2 separate regions of the Homo sapiens genome follow, and region 2 is linked to region 1. The links are chromatin loops, found by intact Hi-C in ENCODE. Cell type or tissue: mammary epithelial cell. All regions are shown on one strand.

Region 1 (5,000 bases):
AGTATGGAGTTATCTCAGGACTCCAAGTTGAGGATGAAGCTTGGCCCCAGGGGGACAGTCAGGGATGGGGGTCCTCAGGAATGCCTCTTTTCTCTCAGTCTCTGTCTCCACTCCTCTCCCAATGCCAACTTTATTCTTTTGCTTAAGATCTTTCAGTCATGGATCCAAAATTCCTAGGAAAGGAGCTAATTGGCCTAGCTTAGCAGAGGAAGCTACCCACATCCCAGTTAACTACAGCTGTGAGGTCAGGAATTCCACAGTATGGAGACATGGTATTTCCTACTACACTTATTTGGGTGGTGTGTGAGTAGGTAGAGGCAGTTTCTAGAAAAAGGATGCTGAACAAAAAATTAAGCAGCATGCTTACTATGCTTGCTACCCTATTCTCCTTTGTACCAGCTACCTGCAACCTTAGCTCTGCTGGACCTCTTAAGGTGCTCTAACTTGTCCATTCCTCCAATAAGCTACATATTTGCACTTCAAACAACATGCACATGATATGCAATCTTCTTTTTGTACGTTTATGTTCATGTACAAACAACGTATTGTAAATGCCTATGTGTTTATCATATATGTGTATAGAGAGAAAGAAGTATTTCTTCAATTATGTTTATGAGAAGTTTCTAGGGAAAAAAGTAATGTTCTCTGGTCGGATAAGTTCTAGAAGCACTGAGCTAAACAAAGATATACAATTTCTTTATAGCATGACTTCTCAGGTTTAGTGGGCTAATGGGTACTACATATTCATGAGAGAGAGACCATTAGATTTTCCCTAAACTTATTTGAATATATGTATATATGTGAGTGTATGTATATATATTTTTTAATTTGAGGAATATTTGTAAATATATTGGTTATTATGTAGAATGCAATTTGGGAAATGTTGGCTTGGGTTTGAAGATAAGCATAAATTTCCCTTTGAAAAAGTAAGAGACAAGTAGATTGTATGCAAAAAGACATGAAAATGTGTTAGTATAAAAGCTCAGAGGGAGAGGCAAGTAGAAGAAATAAGCAACTTTGGAAAAAAAATTAGCCAGGGGACGACATGGGTTTTAGCCCTTCCATCTCCCACTGACTTTTCAAGACCTCCAGTAACCGATGGACTCTGCTTCCTCTAGTGTAAAATGTAAGATTAAGACATTTTCTTTTTGGAACACCAACTGTATTTTTCATGGTGTTTGTATTGATTTATGAAATACTGTGCCTCAGAATTTAGCACTCTTTGGAGTATGTTTCTATATAAGTTTAAGATCCAAATCTAGTTCAGAAACAGCAATAGGTCTAGCCACTCTCTTTAACTAAAATTATTGTATCATTATAACTGGTAACCAGATTGTCAACATTTTAATTTCTCTTTTCTTTTTTTTCCCTGTACCAGATTCTTCCTTCTAAATCAAAAGCAGTGTTATTTTTTTTTAAATTAAAGCTAACATTCCATGAGGCCAGCTGACAATGATGTATAGAACTTTTAGATATCTTTTTGTTTGTTTGTTTTTGAGACAGAGTCTCGCTCTGTCATCCAGGCTGGAGTGCAGTGGCGCGATCTTGGCTCACTGCAAGCTCCGCCTCTCAGGTTCACGCCATTCTCCTGCCTCGGCCTCCCGAGTAGCTGGGACTACAGGTGCCCACCACCATGCCTGGCTAATTTTTTTTTTTGTATTTTTAGTAGAGACGGGGTTTCACTCTGTTAGCCAGGATGGTCTTGATCTCCTGACCTCGTGATCTGCCCGCCTCGGCCTCCCAAAGTGCTGAGATTACAGGTGTGAGCCACGCACCCAGCCAGAACTTTTAGATACTTTATCATACCTTAAAAGAGTTTGACTAAGATTGTTTGGTGAGGACAAAACAATTATCCATCCAACCACCATTTATCATGCCCTTTCTGTGAGCCTGGCTCTGTTTTAGATGCTCAGGCTGTGACAGTGAACAAGACAAAGCCAAGCCCTGCCCCATGGGTCTTCCATTTGAGTGTGCGTGCGTGCATATGTGAGTGTATATGCATGCGTGTGCATGTGTGTATGTGGACTGAGTACAATAAATATATAACAATGTCAAATAGATAAGTGCTAAGAAGAAAAATAAAGCAGGCTAAAGGGATAAAGAATGATTGAAGGTGCTGTGTTAGAGAGGGTGGTCAGGGAAGTTCTCTTTGTTCAGATATCTCAGCAGACACTTGGACTAAGGGAGTGCTTCACGAAGCTTTGTAAAGGAAGAGAGTTCCATCTGGAAAGGCAAGTGCTAATGCCCTGGGGTGTTCATGTGCTGGGTGTGTTGCAGGAGCAACAGGGAGGCCATAGTGGCTGGTGTCCAGTGATGAAAGGGAAGGGAGAGATGGCAGAGGAGTCAGAGCTGTAGTGGGGGTGAGAGTGTGTGTGCGTGTGTGTGAGTGTGTGTGTGTGTACATGGAGGGGGAAGGGGACCAGACAACAAAAGGCCTTGTTGGCTATAGGAATAATTTTTTATTTTATTCTAAGTGTGATGGGATAAAATAACCAGAATACAAAACAGCAGGAACAACATCATCTACGTTCTTTTATTACTCTTTCATCTCAATCATTGTAGCCAAAAAATTCTTACGTGAAAGGAAATGAAACATTTGCACTATCTGGCAATCACTTTGAGAGAAGGGACACAAGGAAATAGCAGTACTGCATGTGGGAGAGCCATGATGAATAGGCCCTTTTTAAATGGGAAGGGCACCACTGCTGCTTTGGGGTTCATTTGTTGTCTATAAATATCACTGTTAATACAACCCATTAACTTGGTGACTGGGTGAAGAAAGGCAAGTAGCACCAGGTTGGAACTGCCTGCTGGTGAGTCAGAATGCTCTGTTCCTACTTGTACGCCTTAGGTGAATGGAAAGCTATTTGTAGGTAGAGGCATGCTGGCACAAGCTGGGAAGACGCATAAATCAAGTGACACTCAAGGCTTACTTGTGTCAGAAGCAGAGAGAGCTTTTACTGTACCCTCAGAAATCCACTTAAGATATAAAGAGATTAGGTCAGAGGAAGTAAACAGTCCTCTATCTTCCTTGTAATACACCTATTAGGTGGATTTCAAGCAGGTTGCTCTGGCCTGACTCCTGGGAACATCTTTTTTAATGGCATTTAGAAATGTAACAGATTTCAGGTGCCAGGGCCTGACAAAGTGGCTCCCCAGTTGCTCTGAACTTGGTAGCTTTAAATTCTAAGTCTGGCTTTATCCCCCGAGGACTCTACGCATGAGTGAGACCTATTATTTCCTCTCTTCTTTTTCACCATCTCAGGTGTTGGAACCGGAATAAACCTGCGTTCCAGTTCTAGCTCCAGAACTTGGTTGCCATGTGTCCTAATTAGCAAGTACATGATCTTTCCGTGCCTCAGTTTCCTCATTTATAAAATAGGGACAATAACACGTAGCTGTTGGGTGAGGATGTAAAGTGCCAGCGAAGAACCTGGCACTCAGAAAGCACTTGAGAAATGCAATATATCTTGGAGTGCAATCAAAAGGGATCTGAGCCTCCTGGAGCTATCACTTGATGATTAGTTGACTTGAGGGTCATTTTTACACATTGTTGGCATTCAAAAAATTGAAATTCAGCTATAAAATATATGTGGTCCCTATTTACGCTTCATCTAGATACTCTTCCACTCTTCCCTTTCCTACAATCCTGCCCAGTCACAGAAAGGGAGAGGAAGCAAGACTTAGTAACCACCTACTGCAGACAAGGCGTTTTACATTATCTTGTCTCACTTGATCTTCATAACATTTTTAAAACGTAAGTGTGTATTATTATCTTCACTTAATGATTAAGAAAATAGAGCTCTGAAAAGCAGAATTAAGAACCTAGCAACTGACAAAGTGGCCGAGATGGAGTATCAACCTAGGTCTGCTTGAATCCCAAACCTGAATTCCTTCCAGGACCCTGGGTGATCTACTGAGACCACACTACCATCAGCAAATAGAGTGCTGCACCAGAAGAATCTCCTGAACACAAAATAACAAGGGAAACTGGAGCCAGGTGAATTTTACCCTTCTGGCCTAGTCTCTGCATCTCACTGGACTATGTGAATAATTAATGTCCCCGAAATGGGGCCAGTCCTTTTGTGAATAGTTGAGTATAAATCTATCCTTAGGCAACATGAAGCAAGGATACTTCTGGCCTATTTTTAAAAATCAGCTCCCCTGCTTGACAACCAGTCCTAGGGTCTTATAGCCCTTATAGATGTCCTCATTTTGAGCCTCAGTCCCCATCATGGGGGGGCCACCATCACTCTTATAATAGCTCTACCCAGATGTGAAGACAGATCTTCAATCCCACCATAGGCTTCTCTTTTATGGAATGACTAACCTTTAGGTTCCTTTAGGTTTCTCATATGACCTATTTCCTTGGCCTTTTAATACTTTTCACAACTGTTTTCTGGACACTTTCCAAACTTTCTGCCACTTGCCGAAGTTACTGAGTCAAAAAGGAGACATGAATTCTAATAGAGCTCTGAGAAAAGCTGAATTTAAAGGACTTCCCCGGCCCACATCTCACATGCTTGCCTCCCGCTTCCACACCCCCGGGGTGTGCTCCGTGTCTATGCTGCAGCACTAAAGGATCAAGTCATTTTCCCCGTGGCAAAGAAATGCCAACTTTGAAAAAAAAAGCAAAAGACAAAAAACAATAAATTAGGAAGCCGGGGCTTCTGACAGTATCTGATAGAGCTACTGTTGCTACTATTGTAATGAACAATCCTAATATATACGCTTTTTAGTTCTAAGAAGGAACATACATAAAAATGAGTATGTTTTCCACTAGCATCAAGAGCTCACAAAGGATACCAAGGAAATGGATCAATTAAATGCCCCTTATTAATACTCTTGGCCTAAGAAAAGGAAAATCCTTAGTTAATAAACAACTGGGAAGATACTCATAGCAGGCAAGCAGATAAGATTAAAAAAATCTTTACAGCACAAACTGTTTCAAAGTTTTAAGTACCAAGATTTGGTCTGTCTTTATAACTTTTGGGGAATTT
Region 2 (5,000 bases), 77 kb before region 1:
AAGGAAAAACATACACATGCACAATTGAACTTCATGCCTCTCCATGGGTCGTATGTTCAACAAATGACTGTGTTAGCATGATCTGAGGGTAGAATTTTCAGCCCTCTGGCATCAAAGGTGAAGCATTGGACACAAAAATCCTCAGTGTACATCCTCTGTAGACTGGCCAGAACCACTCTGTGGTCAGAAGGAATGCTGGTCATTTGTGTCAAAGGCACTAAATGGGAGGGGCAGTCATGGGGTTGGTTGAAATCAATGGTGGGGCAAGCCTTTCCCAAGGACTAGTTTCTGTTTAACCCTTAGGAAAGAAAAGCAAGGGAGGAGGTATAACTAGGCCTGTCCAAACTCCCATCCAATCATGGCTCGGAACTCAGTTTTCAAGGTTTCTCTGTGGTCCCCTTGGCCAAGAGGGGGCCTGTTCAGTCAGCTGCAGAGCTTAGGATTTTATTTTTATTTCTCAGGTTCATCTGCCCTCTTCTGGGTGTGACTATGGAAGAGCTGTCTTTCCTTTTCATATGCCCCGCGTCAGAATTCTTGTTCCTTTATCTGAGTGGCAGGGAAATGGAAAGGACCGGAGTCAGGATGGCTGGGAGTGACAGCTATTGCCAGGTCCAATTAACAAAAGGGCCTGGAGGAAGTGGCTGCCCCAATCCTGGCAGAGCCCATGTGTCTGCAGGGTCTGTGTTGTCCCTGGATTTTGAGATAGCCCCTTAAGAATCAACATAATTGTTTTTGTTTTTAATTCCTCTGAAATGAATTTCTTTAGCAGCCAAGTAGCTCCATTTAGCCAGTTTGTTCTCTTTCTATTTTCCATGTGGAAATGTAGGTTAGGCTGGGCACAGTTGCTCACACCGGTAATCCCAGCACTTTGGGAGACCATGGCAGGTGGATCACCTGAGGTCAGGAGTGCAAGACTAGCCTGACCAATATGGTGAAACCTCATCTCTACTAAAAATACAAAAATTAGCTGGGCGTGGTGGCATGTGCCTGTAGTCCCAGATACACAGGAGGCTGAGACAGGAGAATGGCTTGAACCCCGGAGGTGGAGGTTGCAGTGAGCCAAGATCGCGCCACTACACTCCAGCCTGGGTGACAGAGTGAGACTCTGTCTCAAAACAAACAAACAAAAAAGGTAATGTAGGCTAACCTGAGTTTCCTTTTCCTCATCTCCACAGCATTGGTTGTAACCCCTATCAGACTGTACTATGTGCCTTCATGTGCATTCCTGTCATGGAGAGCACCCAAAATAGGTATTCACAAATACTAGTGGGAATTGCTCCCTCCTATTAATCTATCTTCCTTCCATTTAAAGTCATTATGAAATGATAAGGGTGTTGGACAGAGTCCGTCCTCCCCTCCCCTCCCCTCCCTCCCCTCCCCTCCCTCCCTCCCTCCATCCCTCCCTCCCTCCCTTCCTTCCTTCCTTCTCACTGTGAAAAATTCCAAACAGACATAAAAGTAAGATAGTGAAATATACCATCATCATCATCAAGACTTATCAATGCTCAGCAGCTTGCTGTATTTCACTTATTTTATTTTTGCTAAAATATTATGAAGCAATCCCAAATATCATACATTTTATATCAAATACTTCAGTGTGCATATCTAGAAGATAATGTTTTCTTGGCTGGGTGTGATGGCTCATGCCTGTAATCCTAGTGCTTTGGGAGGCCAAGATGGGAGGATCACTGGAACCCTGGAGTGCAGACCAGCCTGGGCAACATAGTGAGACCATGTTTCTAAAAATAATAAATTAGCTGAGTGTGGTGGCACACTGATATGGTTTGGCTGTGTCCCCACCCAAATCTCATAAATCTCATAAATTGTAGCTCCCATAATTCCCTCATATTGTGGGAGGGACCCGGTGGGAGATAATTGAATCATGGGGGTGGCAGTTTCCCCCATACTGTTGTCGTGGTAGTGAATAAGACTCCTGAGATCTGGTGGTTTTATAAGGGGAAACCCCTTTCACTTGGCTCTCATTCTCCTCTCGTCTGCTGCCATGGTGAGGCATCCGCAGTCACGTGGAACTGTGAGTCCATTAAACCTCTTTCTTTTGCAAATTGCCCAGTCTAGGGTATGTCTTCATCAGCAGCTTGAGAACAGACTAATACACACTTCTAGTCCTAATTACTTGGAAGACTGAGATGGGAGGATTGCTTGAGCCCAGGAGTCTGAGGATGCAGTGAGCTGTGATTATGTCACTGCACTCCAGCCTGATCAAGACCCTGTCTCCAAAAAAAAAAGAAAAAAGAAAATTATATTTTCGTAACATAATGTCATTAATACACCTAAAAAAATTAACAGTAATTCCTTAATAGTAAGTAATACCCAGACCATAGTCGCATGTATTCAATTGCCAGCACAGTCTTTTTATAGTCGATTTGTTCAAATCAAGATCTAAGCATGGTAAGTAGCACAAGAGAGAACAGCTAGCTGGGGCCCCGTTTACAGTTCTTAGAGTGGAATGCAGGAATTTCTTTGCCTAGTGCACAGTGAGTCAGTTTTACTAATAAAGTGCACCCTGACATTTGTGGTTTTGACTGTCTGGAAACAACTTCAAATGTACATGGCATTTAGTAGTGTCTGCTGAAGCACAAAAGTGAATCCTAGGGACTCCTGAGGCTGTGTCTGGGAGGGAGTGGTTCAGCTAGAGAGTAAACCTAGCTGAGAGCTGGCACTTGGCTCCTCAATGACGCTTTGTTCTTCTCTTCTTCTCTTTTCTTATTCTTCCCTGATTTGGGATTTCACAGACTTGTACAATTAAAAAGTAGAGTTTTACATAGAATTATTAATCTTTTATTTTGCTAAGTAAGGACATCAGAAAAAAAAGTCTTGGCTGGGTGTGATGGCTCACGCCTGTAATCCCAGCACTTTGGGAGGCCGAGGCTGGTGGATCATCTGAGGTCAGGAGTTTGAGACCAGCCTGGCCAACTTGGTGAAACCCCGTCTCTACTAAACATACCAAAATTAGCCAGGTGTGGTGGTGCATGCCTGTAATGCCAGCTGCTTGGGAGGCTGTGGCAGGAGAATCACTTGAACCCACGAGGCAGAGGTTTCAGTGAGCTGAGACTGCACCACTGAACTCTAGCCTGGGCGACAGAGCAAGACTCTATCTCAAAAAAAAAAAAAAAATCTATCACCATTATTTCTTAAAAGAAAGGATATTTTAATACTAAAAGGGTAGAACTGACATGATTTCAGAATAATGGAGCATCTATCCCAGGAAGTGATTATTGGCCACCTTATCTTGACATTATATATGTTCTGTGGTTCTAGTTTTGTTATTTTGTCATGGATTGGTGAACAACATTTTGTCACAGTTTGGTATTTGGGAAGCATTCCTCTACCCAAGATTGCTTAGATAGTAAAACTTGTGCCGTGATAAAAATGTCATTCTCTTTTGAAAAATAGTTGAGTGGGAGAGGAAACTTGTAGTAAAAGTTGAAAATGAAGTTAACTTGTGATGTAGAGATAGGCACAGAGATGCTACTGTTTTGATCTGTGATTTAGGGGCATAATGGGAGCAGGTACAAACATTTCCATATTCTCATATAGATCTGCGATTAGATCAAGGGATGTCAAGAATTATTCTCTTAAACTTATTAGGCCTCTGATCCAACTTCTTCTTGGCTCCCAAGAACTTTCATTGTTCTTGCTCACATTTCCAAGCCCACATGTCCTCCTTGTCCTGTACTCACAGCCTAATACCAGCATTAAGCGGATGACCCCCACATTTGCATCTCTTGCCCACTCTGCTCTGCTGAGCTTCAGACCAATGTATCCAATTGCATTCAATAACAGCTGCATTCAACAACAGGGAACCGTTACTCTGCTTCCTCATTCTAGCTCTTCGTCCTCTCTTCCTATTGTGCAAAATGGAGACTTGCTCATGCCAGAAACCAGGAGCTCTCGCATCCATATTCACCCCTCTAAGATTTTACTTCCGAATATATTTCAGTCTATTTACTTCATGCCATTACTATCCCTACCACTCCAGTCTAGGTCACTGCTACCTCTTGCTTGGGCTTCTACAACAGTTCTTCTTACTCCACCATCTCTACACTAACCCTACCAGTTCATTCTTCATACAGCCAGAGTGACTTTCTTAAAATGGAAATTGTGTCACATTGTACCCCCTGTTTAAAGCTCTGAGGGCATTTGAGATAAAATGAAAAAAAAAAAAAATTAAGAGAGGGTCCAAGTCCCATGTGGCCTGCCCATTACCCAACTTCAGTCTCATCTCAAGCAACTTTCCTTTTCATCTACCCTGCTTGATTGATACATGCTGGACTTTGATTTTCTTGAATACTCGAAACTTTCTGATTCAGAGTAGGGAAGACATGGTGTTTCTTCTACTAGAAAGTCCTTCTCCCTCCCCTCTCTGCTGTCTGTCTCTTCCCCCTCTGCATTGTAAGCTCCCTGAGGACAGACCCTAGACTATTGTGCTCATTAATGAATAACCAATATCTATTCATAATAGCACAGTCCTTGGCAGAGAGTAGGTGCTTGCTAAATGAGTGAATGACTATTCCAATTAATACCAAACTTCCTTCATCCCTATAGAAGGACAGAAAGGAGAGGCTGAATATATTTGAAAAAGAAACAAGGCCATATCTTTGCTAGGTCAGCCAAATTGATATTGGGTATTCAGACGAATATTTATCTGTGTCGTTGTAATAACGGACCTTTCTGTGAAATAAAGTCAATCATATTTAAGTGGGTGCTATGATCAGCCCCATTTTGTCTGCGTTGCAATAATTGCCAAGGTTTCTATAAAACTCCTGGAAAGGGTGACCCCTCTGTCTTGATAAAGTGCTAAATCTGTCCATTATAGACAAAGATCTATAATATGTCCATTAAAAAAACACTAAGTACCTTATTAGAAAAGACTGAAATCAAATACATGGAAAATGGCCCCATAACTTAAGCCCACACTTTTATTACAGTTTTTAAAGAGAAGAGTCAACATATTTGTAGAACCATTTCCTATAATACTT

The links. Peaks named below come from ENCODE experiments on the same cell type or tissue, not always from the same donor. Only the 100,000 strongest peaks of a DNase experiment are listed, where the experiment ranks them.
Region 2: it touches region 1 in a loop (2.8-fold over the local background); 6 of 110 quality-filtered maps call a loop at or near these places.

The regions. Positions count from the first base shown.
Region 1 is chr14:51,379,850-51,384,849 of GRCh38, forward strand. No RefSeq gene overlaps it. Among named protein-coding and RNA genes, the nearest start is that of LINC02310, 15 kb to the right of the region's middle. In mammary epithelial cell, no CTCF peak of the experiment used is centred here; a DNase peak (open chromatin) is centred at 2,842; H3K27ac peaks cover 2,287 bases.
Region 2 is chr14:51,302,613-51,307,612 of GRCh38, forward strand. LINC00519 (long intergenic non-protein coding RNA 519) reads right to left here. Exons shown (of 2, transcript NR_145423.1): 2 at 1,699-2,228. Among named protein-coding and RNA genes, the nearest start is that of LINC00519, 23 kb to the right of the region's middle. In mammary epithelial cell, no CTCF peak of the experiment used is centred here; DNase peaks (open chromatin) are centred at 1,979 and 2,549; H3K27ac peaks cover 1,014 bases.